2 separate regions of the Homo sapiens genome follow, and region 2 is linked to region 1. Evidence: chromatin loops called from intact Hi-C (ENCODE). Cell type or tissue: Calu3. All regions are shown on one strand. Links, peaks and the distances in the headings refer to the core of each region. The heading gives the core; the rest is flanking DNA. Region 1 overlaps MDFIC (MyoD family inhibitor domain containing). Region 2 has its middle 46 kb from the start of MDFIC.

Region 1 (8,000 bases), core at 1-8,000:
ATAGTTATTACTAGCTACAATATCACCAGTTTTTTAAAAAAATTGTCAAAAGAAGTTCATGCTATTGACTCATTTACTCCCATATTTATTATTCTTATTGAAAATCGCTAGACCTAATTCTATTGGTTTCCTTCCTGATTGAAAACATTTGAACCTAGAAAGTGCAGTATTTCTTAAGTCATTTGTAACTATTCATCATGGATATTAAAATTACAATCATGCTGTATTGTGTCAGCAATGTTTTTTTTTTTTAATCTTTACACATATGCTAAGCCGGTGACCAATGCTATCCAGGTTTGAAGATGCTGAATGTTCTTATAAGTGGTATTTGAAATTTTGATGTGTATTGCATTCATTACTGAATATCAAGAATACTTTTTTTTTGCTAGTATTATGGAGTAAATTTAAAATGGGGTCTTTTGTAGAAGCACCTATCCTGTTTAGAATGATATAACAGATGCTGAATGTTCACATATCAAACAAAATGCCAGCTTTCTTTAGAAAAGAGGTGTCAAAAAGTTTCTTTGTACCTTTAACGCATGTGATTATGTAGTACAAAATGCAGAGTTTGTAAAATTTCGTGAACATACAGGCAAAAAAATGAATAATTCAAAACAACTCATAAGTTCTACATTCTATTGTCCCTTTATAACGCAGGCAGAAGATAGCAGTGCACTCCCAATAGAGCTGAATTTGCACAAGTTACACCTCTGAAAAATGCCAGATGGTCTATGGTCTACTTTTGAGAGCTGTCACATATGTAAAGATTTGAAAAAAGAAAGACAGCTGAATGAGAGCAGTGGATCATTAAAGGGAGAGTGAGGGTCCCTAGGCATCACTTGTGTTTTAAGAAGCATTGTGTCGTTTCCATATTAGCATGCTTTTTTTTTTTTTAAAGCCATACACAACTTTGACACAATAAGGAAGGAAATCTGTTTAAAGCCAAGTTGTTGTGGTTTAATCCGTCAGGTGTTTTTGTTCTTCATTTGAAAATAAAATCATGTTTCCTACTTGGTTTTAACTCTAATTTTACCATAAGATTCAAGTCATACCCATAAATAATTAACAATAAAGTTAAATTTAATTTCTGTTGAGATAGCTAATGTATTTAAGGCTTATCCAGTTTTGATTTGACTTACGTAATACACACATCTGGCAAAATCATTCAACTAATAAATATTTTAATGTTAAAAAAACTAGAGTAAAGGGATAATACTTGGTTATCTGATCATAATCCAAACTATAGTGAAAATAATTAGGTGACAGTGAAACAAAAATAATGTACTATTATTTATCTGCCAACAGAAATGGATATCATTTTAAAGATTGAAATGTAGATAAACCATTAAGGATGCGTGAGAATATCACTCCAGCCATACCTAGTAATTTGCAAATAGTCAATTTTGATAGCAGAAAAAGGTCAAATATGTCAGTTTTAGAATTTGGTAGCCAGGATACAAGTGTCTTTTACCACTCTTATTTTTATTTACTAAAAATATTTATTACATAGTAATTCTAAATTTATTTTGAATTATGAAATATGACAAGACATTTTTGATTGACAAGGAGTCTCCCCAGCTTTGGTCAATGACATTTCAACTCAATCAAGCTCTCAGATTGCTTGAATTATTCTTTCCAGAGGAAAAAGTGGCTTTCCAGAGGAAAAACCAAATTAGGTTTAACTGTCTTTTTTGGCATCTTTTTAAATATGTATGCATAACTAGCTTTATGTTCAATAGCGGTCATTAGAATGTCATTCTAGTTGATACAAGAAGTTACAGAAGCAGCAAATTCATCTCTAAATCAAACCATTGCACACCCGTAGAAATAGATCTCCTTTTACAGAGGCTTTGTAGATTTTAGTTATGAAAAGGGCATATATAACTGCTAAACAGATGTTTACTTTTAGACTATTATTCCTCTTTATCACTAAAGAACTGAAAAACGGTAACAGGATGTTCTATATTAGTTTTTATAAATCAGATATTAATGCTAATAGACTTGGTGTGAAAGTGTACATTTAAGTAAAAAATCCATCATTTTTCTTAAAATATGCTAATAAATGAGTAGAATATTTTGATATGTTAAGATGTTTTTCTTCACAATACATAGGATGTATGAACAAGAACTGAAGTAAACAATGGCTTACTAAAGACTTACTCAGATGCAAACTGTCTTTTTTTTTTCTGAAAAATGCTTCAAGTCTTACGTAGTCACCAAAGATAATAAGTCCTCTTTAGCACATTTATCAACCCCACGTATAACTGTTACAACCTTAAATGTAATACTTTTCCAAGTGGAAGAGTTCTTCATAGTCTTATGTAATTTACATTTCATAATTGCTTATAATCGCGAACAGAAAAAAAGACTAATTAAAACAGTAAGTTTTAGATTTTGAAATTCCAGGAAAGTATAGCACAGTAAAATTTTCACAATGAATGTTTTTTGTTGTTGCTGGTGATTTTGCTGAAAAGCTGTGATATATAGCTTTGCTTAAAATGTATATAATGAAGATAATGATGATTTTAATACTTAATCGATGTAAACAGATAACTTTTGGGGGGCATCAAGGCTTTTAGCTGCAAATATCTTGGCTAATTTAAATAGAAAATAAATTTATTAGCAGCACATAGATGCTCCCAGAGTTATACAGACAAGGATCATGTCCATCCATTCAGTAGGGCTGTTCTGTTGAAAACCCCACTGCTGTAGCACTGGGCCACTGTTTTGCTAGGAGGTGAGGGACACCATAAGTTGTCCCTCACTGCTAAAATCAACAAATACCTCTTCACTCCCTGTGTTGAGAGGCTCCACCACCCTGGTGTGGCTAACAGCTTGCATTGATCACTTCCAAATGCAAGCCATACTTCTCTTCTGGCAGAACTTAGGTCACATCCTTGTCCTCTAGCTCCAGAGTAGCCTAGGGATGTCGTAGAGGAATTTACCTAACTCCATGAGTGTGACCAGAATGCTGGACAACACAACACAACAGGTGAATATTCACATTTGTTTTATGATTCATTGTCTAAAAAATCATATTTGTTTGTGCTTATGCTATTAAAACAGTCTCCTCTATTTACACTTTAAATAAAAAGTTTTGTTTTTTATATATAGGCATTTAATACATTTGGAATTTACATGTACTAATTATATTAAGTATACTATACCCAAATATTAATTGTATAAATATTAACATTTATATAATTAATTATATTTTATTTATATATTTTATATATCACATAAATATTATATATGTATTATATAATAATTACATAATCAACATAATTATATTAGATTATATTGATATAACCATTAATATTTATATTAATATTATTATATTAATTGGTATAATAAAATAATTATGCATATTATTTATATTGTACCCAAATATGTAGGTGTGTGCATGTCTACCTTATATTAATATATGAGTCCCATATTTGGGGCTCAATAATTTCATAAGCTTCATTGGCTTGTATGTCTATGCCTGGTCCAATGCTGTACTGCTTTAGGTGCTGTGATAGAAATATCTCATACATCAAATCCTACAACCCTCTTTTTCTTCTAAAAATTTCCTTGGTCTTTCTTGATTACTCTTCCATATACATTTTTGGATCAGCTTGTCAAGTTCCATAAACAAGCCTGTTGGAAATGTTATGGAAATGGCATTAAATAATAAATCGGAGAGAATTAACATAATTAACATATTTATACTCTCTCCACTTATTTGGGTTTTTTCTATGACTTTCAGTAGTGTTTTGTAATTTTTGCCATAAAACCTCTGCCCATTTTTTTCTAGTTTAATTCCAAAATACGTATAGCATCTTTTGTTTGTTTGTTGGCTTGTTCTTTCTTTTTTTGCTATTGTGAAGAGTTATTTTTCTTGTTTATTTGTTAATCGGTTATACTCTTTGCTTACAGGAGCATTGTTGATTTTATATGGTTGTGTATCAATCTTGCTACATTTTTAGACTTTCAGTTTTTATAGTCTTAAACTTAGATTATATATATACTATATATTTGAATGTTCCCCAGAACATCCAAATCTGTGCACATCTCAAAAATTTTGTTCATTCCTGTCTAGAAGTCAGACCTATTAAATTTCTTTGTCTTGTTTATTGCTTGTACTATGATCTCCTGCACAATATTGCATAAGTCACGTAAGGGTGGGCATTTGACATACTTCTAAAGTCCTGACATTTAATTTTGGTAGATATGTTTTATTAAAGAAATTATCTTGTATTCCTAATTTTTCATAACTTGTTTATTTAAAAATCAAATTAAAGAATAAATATAGAAAAGATTTTCTTCTGCAGGATTCACAATGGGATTTTTTTTAAAAACACTGTATTTTTCTTTGTATTGTCTGGCTTTGAATACCAGAACTTATCATTTCTTTCCTTTTATTTGAAAAGACAATTGAGTAGTTTGTTATTAGTAGTAGTATTGAGATAACACTGTTGTGTCTATGCACAAAGAGGGCTCAGCATATAGAAAATAATCAACATTCTCTGAATGAGTCTTAAATTACCTTTTCAGATTTCTAACTTAAATTTTCTTTAAAACCGCCCAAAACAGTATTTCTATGGTCTACTTTTTATATCCTTGTACAAACCCACTTTTGATGACCCCGTTCCCATTTTCCATTTTAGTAAATTATACTTTCTCTATGTCTATGTTAGTATTTTTCTTTCTTTTCTTTGTTGCCTCTTCAGTGTTAGTATTATGGGTAAAACCCCAAATCTCTGTTACTGAATGTATTTTCATTATTTTAAAATATTAATTTCTTTTTCTTTAACTGGCTGACTTTTTCCTGTTTTTAATTTAGCCCAACCTCAGCGCTTGCCTCAGCTTCAGACTTCAGCCCAGGTGCCAAGTGGTGAGGAAATAGGCAAGATAAAGAACGGCCACACAGGTCTGAGCAATGGAAATGGAATTCACCACGGGGCCAAACACGGATCCGCAGATAATCGCAAACTTTCAGCACCTGTTTCTCAAAAAATGCATAGAAAAATTCAGTCCAGCTTGTCTGTAAACAGCGATATCAGTAAGAAGAGCAAAGTAAATGCTGTCTTTTCCCAAAAGACAGGCTCTTCACCTGAAGGTAAGTTTGAGATATATGTAGATTTTATTTGACCAGATGTAAAATAATATTTCCTGGTAATTATTTGATCAAGCATATATAATTGAAGAATCTTGCTTATCCTTCAGACAAACAGGAATTTTGGTAAAATGCAGATTAACTTTCCCAAAGGAAAGCACAAGATAGAAAAGGAAGCAGTGGCAGCTGACATCCTGCTTTTAGATAATCGTCTTCTAGAGTGAATAGTCATTACTTTAAATATAACTGCTATACTTCTTTTTTTAATGCCACATTTAAAAATATAAATACAACATTTTGATGGCATACATGAGTGTGTGTGTGTATTTTTATCCCTCCCTGATGCAATATGTTATTCTATAGTTCAGAGATAAGATTACCTGCTTGTATTTTTGTCTTGCAAATCGGTTCTTAAATAGACAAAGCTAAAATGAGAGAAAGATTAGGTAATTTTCATGCTCTTGCCAGGGAATAGGCCAGGTGATTTCTGTTGCTTGACTGACCAGCATCTTCCAGCCGCCACGTTGGCCAGCACCTGCAACCATCTCCACTCCCATCCCATTTCAGCCTCACTGTGGTCTGGTCTTCACCTCCTCCTTTAGAGACACTTGGCTGTGTTCTCTGTCCCCTGGAGAACTAGTTATTACCTCTTCAGTTCTATCTCATCCTGCCCTTGGCTGGGTTAAAAGCAGGTTAAATACTATGAACCTGAGAAAGTTCTTTATTAATCAAATTGCACATGGTGACAATTAAAACAGACTCCCTTTACATGATTCATTGTATTATATTTCAAAAATAAAAATCTCCCATATTTAAGGATCCAAATTTCTTTCCATGTATCCATGGTTCTCTGGTTTTCCTCCTTTCCCCTTTTAGCAGTTATTGGATGTCTAAAGTCTTGAATCTGTTATATGTATCTGATATACATATATTTCTCCTTATTCCCCTTTCCTTTCTATTTTGCTATGAAATCTTAAGTAAGAGAAATTTTGTGGAATGCCTCTGTGAAGTTGGTCATGCTTATTCATAGAGACAAATTGAGTTGTAAATAGGAAATTGTATTGAGAATTACCAGTAATGAGTGGGAGAAAGGATATTGCATTTTGGCTACAGGTGTCTCAAACTCAACTGAGATAAAGTGTTAGGTTGATCAAATGATATGATAATAAATGGTCTGCATAGTTCCAGGTCAGTGACACTACTTTCCAAACTAATTAGATTGAAAGGGACTTGATTGACACTTTAAAATGAGTTTGACATGTAAGCTGCATGGTCATCTCTGAAGCATAGGTAGGCTGTTAACTAAACTGGCTCTCCAAGGAGTTGGGAAAGCAATGCAATTTTCTTTAGAGGATCTTCGCTTCTAGGTGATCGGGTGAAATAATTGAATGCAATTGAAATGTACTTGTTTTATACATTTGAATTCACTTATTACGTCCCTAACCTCTTATTTTCCATTTGATATTTACTTATTTTTGTATTAAAGAATGGTAACATTCGCATATCAGTCCTAACTTGAAATAGCTTATGGAATGTTTATAAATTTTTTTATTATTGCTTGCCTTTAATACCATGTCTGAATTTATTTGTAATGTAGGAATGCAGCTTCATAAGTAACATACGAAGGAGGAAGAAAATCACCGGTATATGAATGAGATACAGTTTTACTCTTCCTCTTTCTCTCCCTTCTCCTTTATTCTCCCCCTTCCCTCCCTCTTTTACTTTTTCTTTCTCTTCTCTCATGCTCACATTCACACTTATGGCCTACCACAGAGCTCTGGATAAGGGAAGTCCCTTGTAATCTGTGTAATCTGCTTTTATCACAAAATATGTTCCAGATTGGGTTGGAGACATGAGGAGCATAAAATACAAATTTAAATGTATAAACACATTTTGCAAAGTCTTATCCATATCTTCATTGTAAGACTATAGAATTTAGACAATTGTAGGTTTGTTTTATTGTGATTGCTTGAATCTAGATTAAAATTTGATTGTCCATATTTTTCTCAAAGTTCGATATCTTCATGATTTGTTAGTATTTAAGGTTGTGCCCTAAAATTTTGTGTTTCTTCTGACTTTCAGTTTTGAAGTTATGTTTATTCTCTGGCAATGTACTGTAATAAAAACCAAAACCAAAACAAAACAAAAAATCCGTTGAACTGGTAGATGGCAAATTAAAAGGAAAAACATTCTCAATTCTGCCACCAGCTTGCTGGGGTACTTGAGTTTCTATGGGCCTGCTTTTTCTGTGGAATGAAGGGTTTGGATTAGATAATTTTAAAAATTAAGTTCGGTTCCAAGATTCTGTGAGTCTCTTTTTACAGCACCTGCTTGACTCTCAGGATAGATCTCTTGCTCTATAGAATATGTGATCTCTTGTTGAGGAAACACCTAAAACCTGATGTGCAGAATGGGGCAGGGGCAGAAACAGTTGTGGTGAACAGAAATAGCACCTGAATTTCAGGAGGCCCATATGTCAGAACAGTAGGCCTTGAATAGGCAGCATGATTTATTGTGCAAATAAAAATGGATGGAAATGATTTTTTTATAAAGCAATAAGAATGGGGAGATTTAGTGGCTAGGTGTCTTAGTCTATTTGTGCTGCTATAACAAAATACCTGAGACTAAAGTTTGGTCAGGTTGGCTCATATCTATAATCCCAGCAGTTTGAGAGGGCCACTGGGGAGGATCGCTTGAGACCAGGAGTTCAAGACCAGCCTGGGCTACATAGCAAGATCTCATCTCTACAAAAAAGAAAAAAAAAAATCTACCTGGGCACAGTGGCATGCACCTGTAGTCTTAACTACTCAGGAGGCTGAGGTGGGAGGACCATCTGAGCCCAGGAGTTTGAGGTTACAGTGAGCTATGATTGTGCCACTATATTCCAGCCTGGGTGACAGAG
Region 2 (11,894 bases), core at 1,552-9,551, 100 kb before region 1:
AAGGTACATCACTATTGTTCCATCCTCTGAAATTCTATTCTACTAATTATCTGCATATTTAAATAATGTTAGTTTTCTCTTGGAATCCTTTAGAAATCAACACAGAGCTGGCTGATATGACCTCAGAATTAGAAAGACAGATAATCTTCCATTTGGAATTTAGGACATGCAAAATTGTATTGTTATTTATTCTTCCTTCTCTTTTAAACATCCATACTGTTGCTGCAATTAGATATTAAGTCTCTAGGGTCTGAACATTCTTTCTGTTTTGATTCTCAGCTCCTAGCAATAAATGACGGATTTCTTCTAGCAAATAAAGGTAGCTGGGTGATGATGGGAACAGAACAGAACCAACCTCCTGTGCAAATGGCTTTTATACAAGTCGTAACTTATAAACAAATTAATATTCCTCAGACATTTAAAGATAATGAATCAATAAAAATCATTAAATTATTGTTGATATATGTTTCAATGCTATTCTTAATATTTATTATAAAGTATTTATATTTTATACATTTGTTTATATATTTATTTTATTTCATTTATATTTATATAAAACATAATATGCATTTAATTTGGCCTGTTATAGTTTCATAGAAAATCTTGCTATTCAAGGTAAAATAATAATTCTTACATTCCTTTAGTGCTTTTTATTATTCAACACCCGATTTTGCTGTTTCTTTGGATTTTCAGAATCTCTGGACTGAAAGCAAAGTAGATCTTTATTTCCATGGGTCTCTTTGCTTGGACCAAAATTTGCCCCAAAAATGAAGAAAGCAAATGGTGCTCATTCTAACAACCAGTTGTGATTTTACATAAAAACGAGTTTTCATTTGGGATGATTTAAAAACAGTCTTTCTGGTTTGAAAGAAAAAAAAGATTATTCTCAAAATATATGTAGCAAAAAATAAATGACTATGTAAGAGGTGAGCATGGGTATCATCACTGTTGAATTGTGAGGTAGCCTTTGGAGGGCCCTGGTACAAGCTCCCAGTGGTGCCTGGCTCTATCAGTGGTGGACATTACAGATGAATGCCCTGGGCTCCTGGGTTTTGAAGACTAAGGATTGGAATGTTCTGTGAATTATCTGAAAACTTTTACCAAATACCAAACATGGTTTCTAAAATTGGCCTTTAAATATGTTCTTGTAAAGGAATTTCACACCTGGTATCAACAAGTACCAATAACCATTTAATGTAACTTTATACCTTAAAAGCGCCCAATCTTATTGTGCAACAGATAATTTCTATATTTAAGTACTTATCTTCTTTTCCTTCAGCATAGAATTTCTCTTAATTTTGTCCTCTTTCTGGACAAACTTCACATCTAACCCCTGCTCAGTAACTTCACCTCTTTAATTTCACAACTTGTAAAATGGGTAGATGAATAAGACTTGATTCATAAATATTGTATTAGTTACATAAGATGAAACATGTCAAGTAATTAATAGATTAATTTTCACATTCTGGGATCTCAAATAATTGCAGGTATTATTAATAATAATTAAAATATATTTCAAAAGGGCTTTCTTCATATAGCTATTTATAAAGTCACATAAAGATAAGTTATCATTTGGGGTAGGTTTGAAACAATTTTCAGTATACTTGAAAACATCTTCCAACTACATATTTAAAGGATTTTTCAGATAATATAAAGAAAAGTTTATTTCAGATAATGCAGAGAAACAACTTTTATGCAAAATAATTTGCCTGATCTTTACATAAACCTTCCAAATTGCTATTACCGACCCCTTTTTACAAATGTGAATCTGAGCCTCCATAGGATCATCTGTAACCTGCCCAGCAAAATTGTACTGTTAAAAGTTAGCTGAGCTGGAACTCAAACTCAGGCTTTGACTCCCAGTCCAGTGCTCTTTCCACTCCGTCACAGTTTAATATCCAAGACCTTTTGTAACTTTGGCCACTCCTGCTTGTTAAGCACAACATTAAAGCTTTGCATACCATACTGTTTATTTTATTACCTTCTGTTTTTCAATAAGTAACAAACTATAGTGATCTTGGGGCTATCAATCTTTACTGGCTAAGAGTTATATTGGTAATTTGAAACCCAATTCTCTCTCACTCTTGAGATTCCTCTTACATTATGCCATCTGCCTTGAAGAGGGACATCATTAGATACAATGGTGGAAGCTCCTCGCTATGTCTCCTGTAATGATGGGAACTTGCTGTTCATTTTAAAATAAAGATTCCCCTCTCTTCCTCTCAGATTGCAAATCAAAATTTGACGGACTTCTGCACTAGTGCTTCATTTTTTCCTGGTGGATACTGTCAACCACATCATTAAATATGATTTCCCTTGATGTTACAAGCTTAGAGAACATTTTGAGTTCACCTCTAACAAGTGGACTCCACGTCATGAATCTGTGTCTTGCCCTTATTTCTGGCATCTCCTTCCTTTCCTGCTTTATGTTCTTTTTCTCTCATTTTTCCTGTAAGTTTGAAATTATTTTTATTTTGCTACACCATATGCACATTTGTAAATACCTAAATTCTTTCTGGAACAAATCAATCATGCAACTCCAGCTTTTGTATGTAGTTAATCATTTGATTCCTGGATACCTGGCTGTTCCAAAAAAAAAAAAAATCTAGAGATACCATACATTTTATCTTGCTTTTCTTCAGCTAGCCAATTTATGGTATAACATTGTTAGGATCCGTAAGAGGTTTAGGACTGCTTCTGAGCAGTGACTATGACATAAAAAGATTAGCTATCCCTGCAGAAAGTTGTAAACAGTTTTCTCTATGTGAGAATTATTAGATCACAGAAGATTTTGCTGAGAAAATTGTAGGAAAAAAATACAACCTTTCTTATTAGTCATTTTTTTAAATAGACAAGGCATTAAAAACTATACCATGGAAGAGAATGCTCAGCTGAAGACTGGATTGACTGGAAGCCCCAAGACTCTAAGTGAAATCTCTCATTCATAAATCAAATGATTGGATAAAGATTCTGCTTAGAAAAAAATTTTCATTCCTTTACATAATACTTTAGTCTCTTACAAAACATTTATTTAAAATATTTCAAATAGTGCCATCCAACTGCCTTCCCTTTCCACTGACCTCCTACCCAGCACCTTTAAATTGGGCAGCAGGAGATGTTGTACTGAACATATTATCTCTATAATTTCTCAGGCCCCTCAGCTGGAGTTCAGGATCAATTCTCACACTTTAATCCTATCTGCCAAAGAATTTTTAAACTACATAACTGACAAATAACCTCAGCTGTAATTTATGGATCTTTCCTCCATGGGAAATAGATAGTTATATCTGGTTTTTCATAAAAATTGCCTTATAACACTGTAAAAGCTGAGAGATCTTATTAGGACCACTGACTACACACACACACACACACACACACACACACACACACACACACACACACAACAGAGCAACAGCAAAACAGCAGCCACATTTTGTGTCTTTAATGAAGGATACATTCTGTATGTAGCCCCATTAGATTTCTCATTCTCAGTCTAATGTTATTATATTCCTTTTTTAAAATGTTTAAATTTCATTGATACTCTTCCAATTCCCTCTCCCAAAAGGGTATTCTGGTCACATCATTATCTGCCTTCCTAATTAGAATATTATTACTTTAGGAAAAGCATGATATGTAATGTATTTAGATGGTGGTGTTTATTGAGTTGCATATGTATTTATGTGAAAGATAGCAATTTTAAAAAATCTCATGTATATATCAAGACTCCATAATGCTTCCTTATGTATCCAATTGCTTATCTGTCATCCACATCCAGGCTTTTTAAGAGGTCAGTATGTATAAAACTATATCATTATCCCTCCTTATACGTAGTCCTCTTTCCATATTCATATTTCAGTGAATGCCATGACCATCTTGTTTTTCCTCAATGAGCATTTTAATACGCTATCTCCTAAATAGCCCCTAAGTCTATCTGCTCCCCTTCTCCCCCAGTGTTATTGTAACCACTCCCCTGAATTAACATCATAGGCTCCGAACCCAATTCTTCTCCTGGATTTTGTGGTCTTATGCTATTTCCACTCATTCTCCAAATGTAACCGGAAAGACCATCCCAAAATGTAATACAAACCTTTTTAAATGCCCATTTAAAACCCTTTGGGGTGGTTGTTGGTCTACTTTATTTTTTATTCTTTTAGAAGAAATTTAAACTATTTAACATGGCTAAGATTTCTTCCAGGTTTGCTTCCTTCTTTAGCCTCACCATTCCCCTTCTGAATAATCCATTGCTTTAGTTGTAGGAAGCTGTCTTTATTTTTACAATGGATTTTGTATTTCTATTGACTCATTGTCCTTCCTTTTTAGATAAGAAATCTTGCCCAGTGACCCTTTCCTCTACCAGAACTCACTTAGGTATCCCTGCTGCTAGATACTTGGATATGATTTCCCCACTTTTACTACTTGTCCACTGTATTTTAATTGTTTACGTTATGTCTGTATCTCCCCACCAGATTGTAAGCAATCTGTGTCCTGTTCATCTTCTAATATACACCACCAACACCCAACATTACTCAGTTCATACATTTTCAGTGCATTTTTTCTCTTGTTCTCCAGCTTTCTTTTCATATCCCCTTAGTAGCAACTTATGTTACAGCCTCATTGTTTAAATTATGCTAGAAAATACTCATATTAAAGATTCAATTACATATAAAAATAAAAATATACTAAATGACTACTAAATTCTGTCAAACACTTAAAGATACTTACTATGGGGACATCAAAATAAGACTTAATTTGCTAAAATATTTTTTATGTTACTGAAAACAAGATGTTTCAAACCTTAGCATATTTCTAGGTTGTATCACTCCTTTTATTTTATCTTTTTCTCATAGGCAATATTTTTTTTCCTATTGAACATATGATATAGCTATTATTATCTTGATTTATATGCTGGAAATAATGAAGTTGGAAAAAGGGTTTAAGAAGTAATTCTTATGCCCCTTGATAAGGCTGGACTTAAAACTTCTGAATGATAAACCTGTTTAATTTCAAAACAACCTGAGAATGTATGCTTCAGGAACAATGTAGCATGGGCTTCAATTATAACCAATTTTATATAAAGATAGAATGCAATTTGTTCAAAAATTGTATTTTGACAATGGGTAATACTGCTTGACATTACAAAATACTGCAAAACATTTTATAGTGGACTTATAAGTAACTTAAATACTGAAATATTTATGTATACATTCAGATAGCAAAAATAAAATATTGGTCATATTTTCCCATTTGGAAAACTTTAGTGTTTCTTTGAGCAACATGATAAAAATCTAAGTTTAACAAATAGAGTAAGTTTGTAGTTCATTCCCAGCTCTGTGACCCCTTGCTTGTCTTTTCCTGTTTAGTTTTTAGCTTACTTGGTTACATAACCATTGCTTTTACTTAAAGGTCAGCCAAGAGTAAAGTTATATCTTGCTGGAGGTGAGATGTAAACAATGTCTGATCTTGCCCTGCCATTTTTCTTAAATCTTCCACAGAGCTGGGTGAAAATGTGCCAGTATTCATAAAAGAAGATTATGTTTTAGAATCTGTATTGTATTATTCAATAAATATTTCAAGGTGTCTGCAAACAGGGATTAATGGGTATTATATTTCAGGAAACCAGAAAAGTATCAACCCAAAGAATTAAATAAAACACTCATGTTTGATGCTCATATAAACTGTAACTTAAAATAAAATGTGTGTAAACTTCCCTTTCCTTTTGTTTCATTTTCTTGTCATAAAATAACACAGAATAAAATGAAATGAGACGAAAATGAAAAGATATTTTAAAAATCTAAAATTGACCTTCACACTGAAAAGCAATGCCTTTCTTCAGTCATCAGTGCTAATAGTCAGCAATGGTGTCTGTGTGCAATTAAAACATCTGGATGAAAAATACATGCGTTAACATCTCAGCGTTATCTTTCACTAACACTGCACTGTACACTAGTGCAACTGGAGGCATCTGGACATGAGGAGACAGTACTATAAAATATTTCAACACAAATTTTGGGTGTAGTAGGTATTCAAACATCCAATTTTATTAAAATGACTGAATTCTATGGAATTATTGGCTTTTAAAAAACGTATTCTATTTATGTCATTATTAGAAAAGCGTTTGTACATTATGAGTTGGATCTTCATCAATACTTGTACTTGAGAGACTCATTAGTGATCTTAAATGAGTTTCATTTTTTACTTTTTTAATTTTTTGTGGGTTCATAGGTGTATATATTTATGGGGTACATGAGATATTCTGGTACAGGTATGCAATGCAAAAATGGAAAATTGCATCATGGAAAATTGGGTATCCATTCCCTCAAGCATTTATCCTTTGTTTTACAAACAATCCAATTATACTCTTTCAGTTATTTTAAAATGCACAATTAAATTATTATTGAATATAGTTTCCCTGTTGTCCTATCAAATACTAGGTCTTATTCATTCTACCTATTTTTTTGTACTCACTAACCATTCCCACTCCCTCACCCTGCTTCCCCCACTACCTTTCCCAGTCTTTGGTAACCATCCTTCTATTCTCTATTTCCATGAGTTCAATTGTTTTGATTTTCAGATCCCATATATAAGTGAAAACATGCCAAGTTTGTCTTTCAGTGCCTGGATTATTTCACTTAACATAACGACCTCCAGTTACATCCATGTTGTTGCAAATGACAGAATCCATTCTTTTTTAGAATGAGATTCTGGATAGTACTCCATTGTGTATAAGTACCACATTTTATTTATCTATTCATCTGCTGATGGACACTTAGGTTGCTTCCAAATCTTGGCTATTGTGATCAGTGCTGCAACAAACATGGGAGAGCAGATATCTCTTCGATATACTGATTTTTTGGGGGGTATACACCCAACACTGGGATTGCTGGATCATATGGTAGCTTTATTTTTAGTTTTCTGAGGAACCTACAAACTGTTTTCCATAGTGGTTGTACTAATTTACATTCACACCAACAGTGTACAAGAAATCATTTTTCTCTAAATCCTCACCACCATTTGTTATTGCCTGTCTTTAGGATAAAGTTATTTTGATTAGGGTGAGATGACATTTCATTGCAGTTTTGATTTGCATTTCTCTGATGATCATTCATGGTGAGTACCTTTCCATATGCCTATTTGCCATTTGTATGTCTTTCTTTGAGGAATGTCTATTCAAATCTTTTTCCCATATTTAAATCAGATTATTAGATTTTTTTCTATAGAGTTGTTTGAGCTGGTTATTTTCTGGTTATTAACCTTTTGTCACATGGGTAGTTCGCAAATATTTTCTTCCATTCTATGGGTTGTCTCTTCACTTTGTTGATTGTTTCCTCCACTGTGCAGAAGCTTTTCAAATTGATATCATTTCATTTGTCCATTTTCCTTTGGTTGCATGTGCTAATGGGGTATTACTCAAGAAATTTTTGCCCAGACCAATGTCCTGGAGAGTTCCTTCAATGTTTTCTTGAAGTAGTTTCATAGTTTGAGATCATAGATTAAGTATCTAACTCATTTTGATTTGATTTTTGTATAAGGTGAGAGATAAAGGTCAAGTTTCCTTCTTCTGCACATGCCTATTAAGTTTTCCCAGCCCCATTTGTTGAAAAGACTGTCTTTTCTGTAGTGTATGTTCTTGTCATCTTTGTCAAAAATAAATTCACTGTAGGTGTATGGATTTGTTTTTGGGTTGTGTTCTGTTCCATTGGTCTATGTGTCTGTTTTTATGCCAGTACCATGCTGTTTGTGTTACAATAGCTTTGTAGTACAATTTGCAGTCAGGTAACGTGATTCCTCCAGTTTTGTTCTTTTTGCTTAGAATAGCTTTGGCTCTTTTAGGTCTTATGTGATCCATATAAATTTTAGGATTGCTTTCTTCTCTTTCTGTGAAGAATGTCATTGGTATTTTGATAGAGATTGCATCAAATCTGTAGATTGAGTAGTATGGACATTTTAACAATATTGATTCTTCCAATCTATAAACAAGAAATATCTTCCATTTTATTGTGTTCTCTTCAAATTCTTTCATCAGTGTTTTATAGTTTTCATTGTGAATATCTTTCACTTCTTCAGTTAATTCCTAGGTATTTAATTTAATTTGTGGCTATTGTAAATGGGATTACTTTTCTGATTTGTTTTTCAGCGTTCACTGTTGGCATACGGAAATGCTACTGATTTTCATTAGGTGATTTTGTATTCTGCAACTTTACTAATGTTGTTTATCAGTTTTAATAACTTTTTAGTGGAGTCTTTAGGTTTCTCCAAATATAAGATCATATCATCTGCAAACAAGGATAATTTAACTTCTTCCTTTTCAATTTGGATGCCCTTTATTTCTTCTCTTGTCTGATTGCTCTAGCTAAGACTTCCAGTACTATGTTGAATAACAGTGGTGACAGTGGGTATCCTTGCTATGTTCCCAATCTTAGAGGAAAGGCTTTCAGTTTTTCCCCATTCACTATGATACTAGAGGTGGGTCTGTCATATATGGCTTTCATTTTGTTGATGTATGTTCCTTCTATACCCATTTTTTTTAGGATGTTTATCATGAAGGGATGGTGACCTTTATCAAATGTGTTTCCAGCATCAATTGAAATAATCATATAGTTTTTGTACTTAATTCTGTTGATATGATGTATCACATTGATTGATTTGCATATGATGAACCGTCCTTGCATCCCTGGAATAAATCTAAGTTGGTTACGATGAAAGATCTTTTTAATGTATTGTTGAATTTCGTTTGCTAGTATTTTATTGAGGATTTTTGCATCAATATTCATCAGAGATATTGGCCTGTAGTTTTATTTTTTGATGTGCCTTTGTATGGTTTTGATATCAGGGTAACACTGGCCTTGTAGAATGAGTTTGGAAGTATTCCCTCACCCTCTATTTTTCAGAACAGTTGAGTATGATTAGTAATAGTTCTTTAAATGTTTGGTAGAATTCAGCAGTGAATCCATTGGGTCCCAGGCTTTTCTCTACTAGTCAACTTTTTATTACAGCTTCAATCTCATTAATTGTTACTGGTCTGTTGAGGTTTTGTATTTCTTCAAGGTTTAGTCTTGGTAGGTTTTATATGTCTAGGAATTTATCCATTTAAAAAAATTTTCCAGTTTATTGGCATATAGTTGCTCATAGTTGCCACTAATGATCCTTTGAATTTCTGCAGTATCAGTTGTAATGTCTCCTTTTTTATCTCTGATTTTAATTATTTGGGTCTTCTCTCCTTTTTTCTTAGTCTAGATAAAGGTGTGTCAATTTTGTTTATCTTTTAAAAAAACCAACTTTTTGTTTCGTTGATCTTTTGTATTGTTTTCTTCATTTCAAATTCATTTATTTCTGCTTTGATCTTTATTGTTTATTTTCTCCTACTAATTTTCAGTTTGGTTTGCTCTTGCTTTCCTATTTCTTTAAGATGCATCATTAGATTATTTATTAGAAGCTTTTCTTCTTTTTTGATGTAAGCACTTACAGCTATACATTTCCCTCTTAGTACTGTTTTCCCTGTATCCAACAGGTTTTCATATATTGTGTTCTCATTATCATTTTTTTCAAGAAATTTTTCAATGTCCTTCTTTATTTTTTCCTTGACCCATTAGTCACTCAGGAACATATTGTTTAATTTCCATGTGTTTTTATGGTTTCCAAAATTCTTCTTGTTATGGACTTGCAGTTTTAGTCTATTGTGGTCAGAAAAGATGTTTGGTATTATTTCAACTATTTTGAATATTTTAAGACTCATTTGGTGACCTAACATATGCTTTATTCTTGAGAATGAACCATGTGCTGAGGAGAAAAATGCATATTCTGCAGTCATTGGACGAGATGTTCTATAAACATCTATTAAGTCCATCTGTTCTTTAGTACAGATTAAGTCTAATGTTTCTTTGTTGATTTTCTGTCTGAGAGATCTGTCCAATGCTGAAAGTGGGGTGTTGAAGTATCCAGCTATTATTGTATTGGTGTCTATCTCCCTGTTTAGGAGAGATAACATTTGCTTTATATATCTGGGTGTGCCAGTGTTGAGTGCATATATATTTAAAATTGCTATATCTTCTTGCTGAATTGACCCCGTTATCATTATATAATGACATTCTTTGTCTCTTTTTTTAGTTTTTGTCTTAAAATCTATTTTGTCTCATGTAAGTATAGCTACTACTGCTCTGTTTTGGTTTCCATTTACAGGGAATATTTTCTTCCAACTCATTATTTTCAGTCTATATGTATCTTTATAGGTGAAGTGTGTTTCTTGTAGGCAACAGATCACTGGGTCTTGTTTTTTATTGTATTCGTTCAACCACTCCATGTCTTTTAATTGGAGAGTTTAGTCCATTTACATTCAATGTTATTTTTGATAAGTAGTGACTTACTTCTGTCATTTTGTTATTTGTTTTCTGGTGGTTTTGCAGTCTTCTCTTCCTTCTTTCCTGTCCTCCTTTTAGTGAAGGTGATTTTCTCTGGTAGTAGGCTTTAATTTCTTGCTTTATTTTTCAATTTGAGGTCACCATGAGGCTTGCAAATACTATCTTATAATCCATTATTTTAAACTGGTAACACCGATTGCATAAACAAAGATGCAAAAAGAAAACTAATATAAACTCTACACTTTAACTCAGCCCCCACCCCACTTTTTAACTTTTTTCATCTCTCTTGATGTCTTATTGTACTATGTCATGAAAAGTTGTTGTAGTTGTTATTTTTGATTGGTTCATCATTTAGCCTTTGAACTTAAGTCAAGAGAAGTTTCCACACCACAATTACATTGTTATACTATTCTGTGTTTTTCTGTGTGCTTACTATTACCAGTGAGTTTTATAGCTTTAGATTATTTCTTCTTGTTCACTAAGATCCTTTTCTTTCAGACTGAAGAACTCCCTTTAGCATTTCTTGCAGGACAGCTCTGGTGTTGATAAAATCCCTCAGCTTTTGTTTATCTGGGAAGTTCTTTATTTCTTCTTCATGCTTAATGGATTTCTCTAGATAAACTATTCTAGGGTAAAAGGTTTTTTTTTTGTTTTTTTTGTTTTTGTTTTGTTTTGTTTTGTTTTTTTATCCTGGCACTTTAAATATGTCTTATCATTCTCTCCTGGCCTGTAAAGTTTCCACTGACAAGTGTGCTGCCAGACATACTGGTGCTCCATTGTATGTTACTTGTTTCTTTTCTCTTGCTGCTTTTAGCATCCTTTCTTCATCCTTGATCTTTGGGAGTTTGATTAATAAATGCCTTGATGTAGTCTTCTTTGGGTTAAATCTACTTGCTGTTCTATAACCTTCTTGTACTTGAATGTTGATGTCTTTCTCTAGGTTTGGGAAGTTATTTCTTATTAGCCGTTTGAATATACTTTCCACTCTTATCTCTTTCTCTACTTCTCTTTTAAATCCAATAACTTTTCTATTTACCCTTTTAGTCTATTTTTGAGATCTTGAGGTGTGCTTCTTTTTTTAATTCCTTTTTATTTTGTCTCCTCTGACTGTGTATTTTCAAATAGCCTCTCTTCAAGTTCACTAATTCTTTCTTCTCTGAGTGGTTCTGCTATTAAGAGACTCCAACTCATTGTTTAGTACAGCAGTTGCATTTTTCAACTCTGTAATTTCTGCTTGATTCTCTTGAGTTAATTCAATCTCTTTGTTAAATTTATCTGACAGAATTCTGAATTCCTTCTCTGTATTATCTTGGATTTTTTTGAGTTTCCTCAAAACAGCTGTTTTGAATTCTCTGTCTGAAATGTCGCATATCTGTTTGTCCAGGATTGGTCCTTGGTGCCTTATTTAGTTCATTTGGTGAGGTTACGTTTTCCTGGATGTTGCTGATGCTTATAGATGTTTTTCAGTATCTGGGCATTTAAGAGTTAGGTATTTATTGTAGTCTTCACAGTTTGGGCTTGTCTGTGCCTGTCCTTTTC

What was found. Peaks named below come from ENCODE experiments on the same cell type or tissue, not always from the same donor. Only the 100,000 strongest peaks of a DNase experiment are listed, where the experiment ranks them.
Region 2: it touches region 1 in a loop (2.1-fold over the local background); 2 of 110 quality-filtered maps call a loop at or near these places.

Annotation. Positions count from the first base shown.
Region 1 is chr7:114,974,681-114,982,680 of GRCh38, forward strand. MDFIC (MyoD family inhibitor domain containing) reads left to right here. Exons shown (of 5, transcript NM_001166345.3): 4 at 4,826-5,101. Among named protein-coding and RNA genes, the nearest start is that of MDFIC, 57 kb to the left of the region's middle. In Calu3, for the core only: no CTCF peak of the experiment used is centred there; a DNase peak (open chromatin) is centred at 4,901.
Region 2 is chr7:114,870,012-114,881,905 of GRCh38, forward strand. No RefSeq gene overlaps it. Among named protein-coding and RNA genes, the nearest start is that of MDFIC, 46 kb to the right of the region's middle. In Calu3, for the core only: no CTCF peak of the experiment used is centred there; no DNase peak of the experiment used is centred there.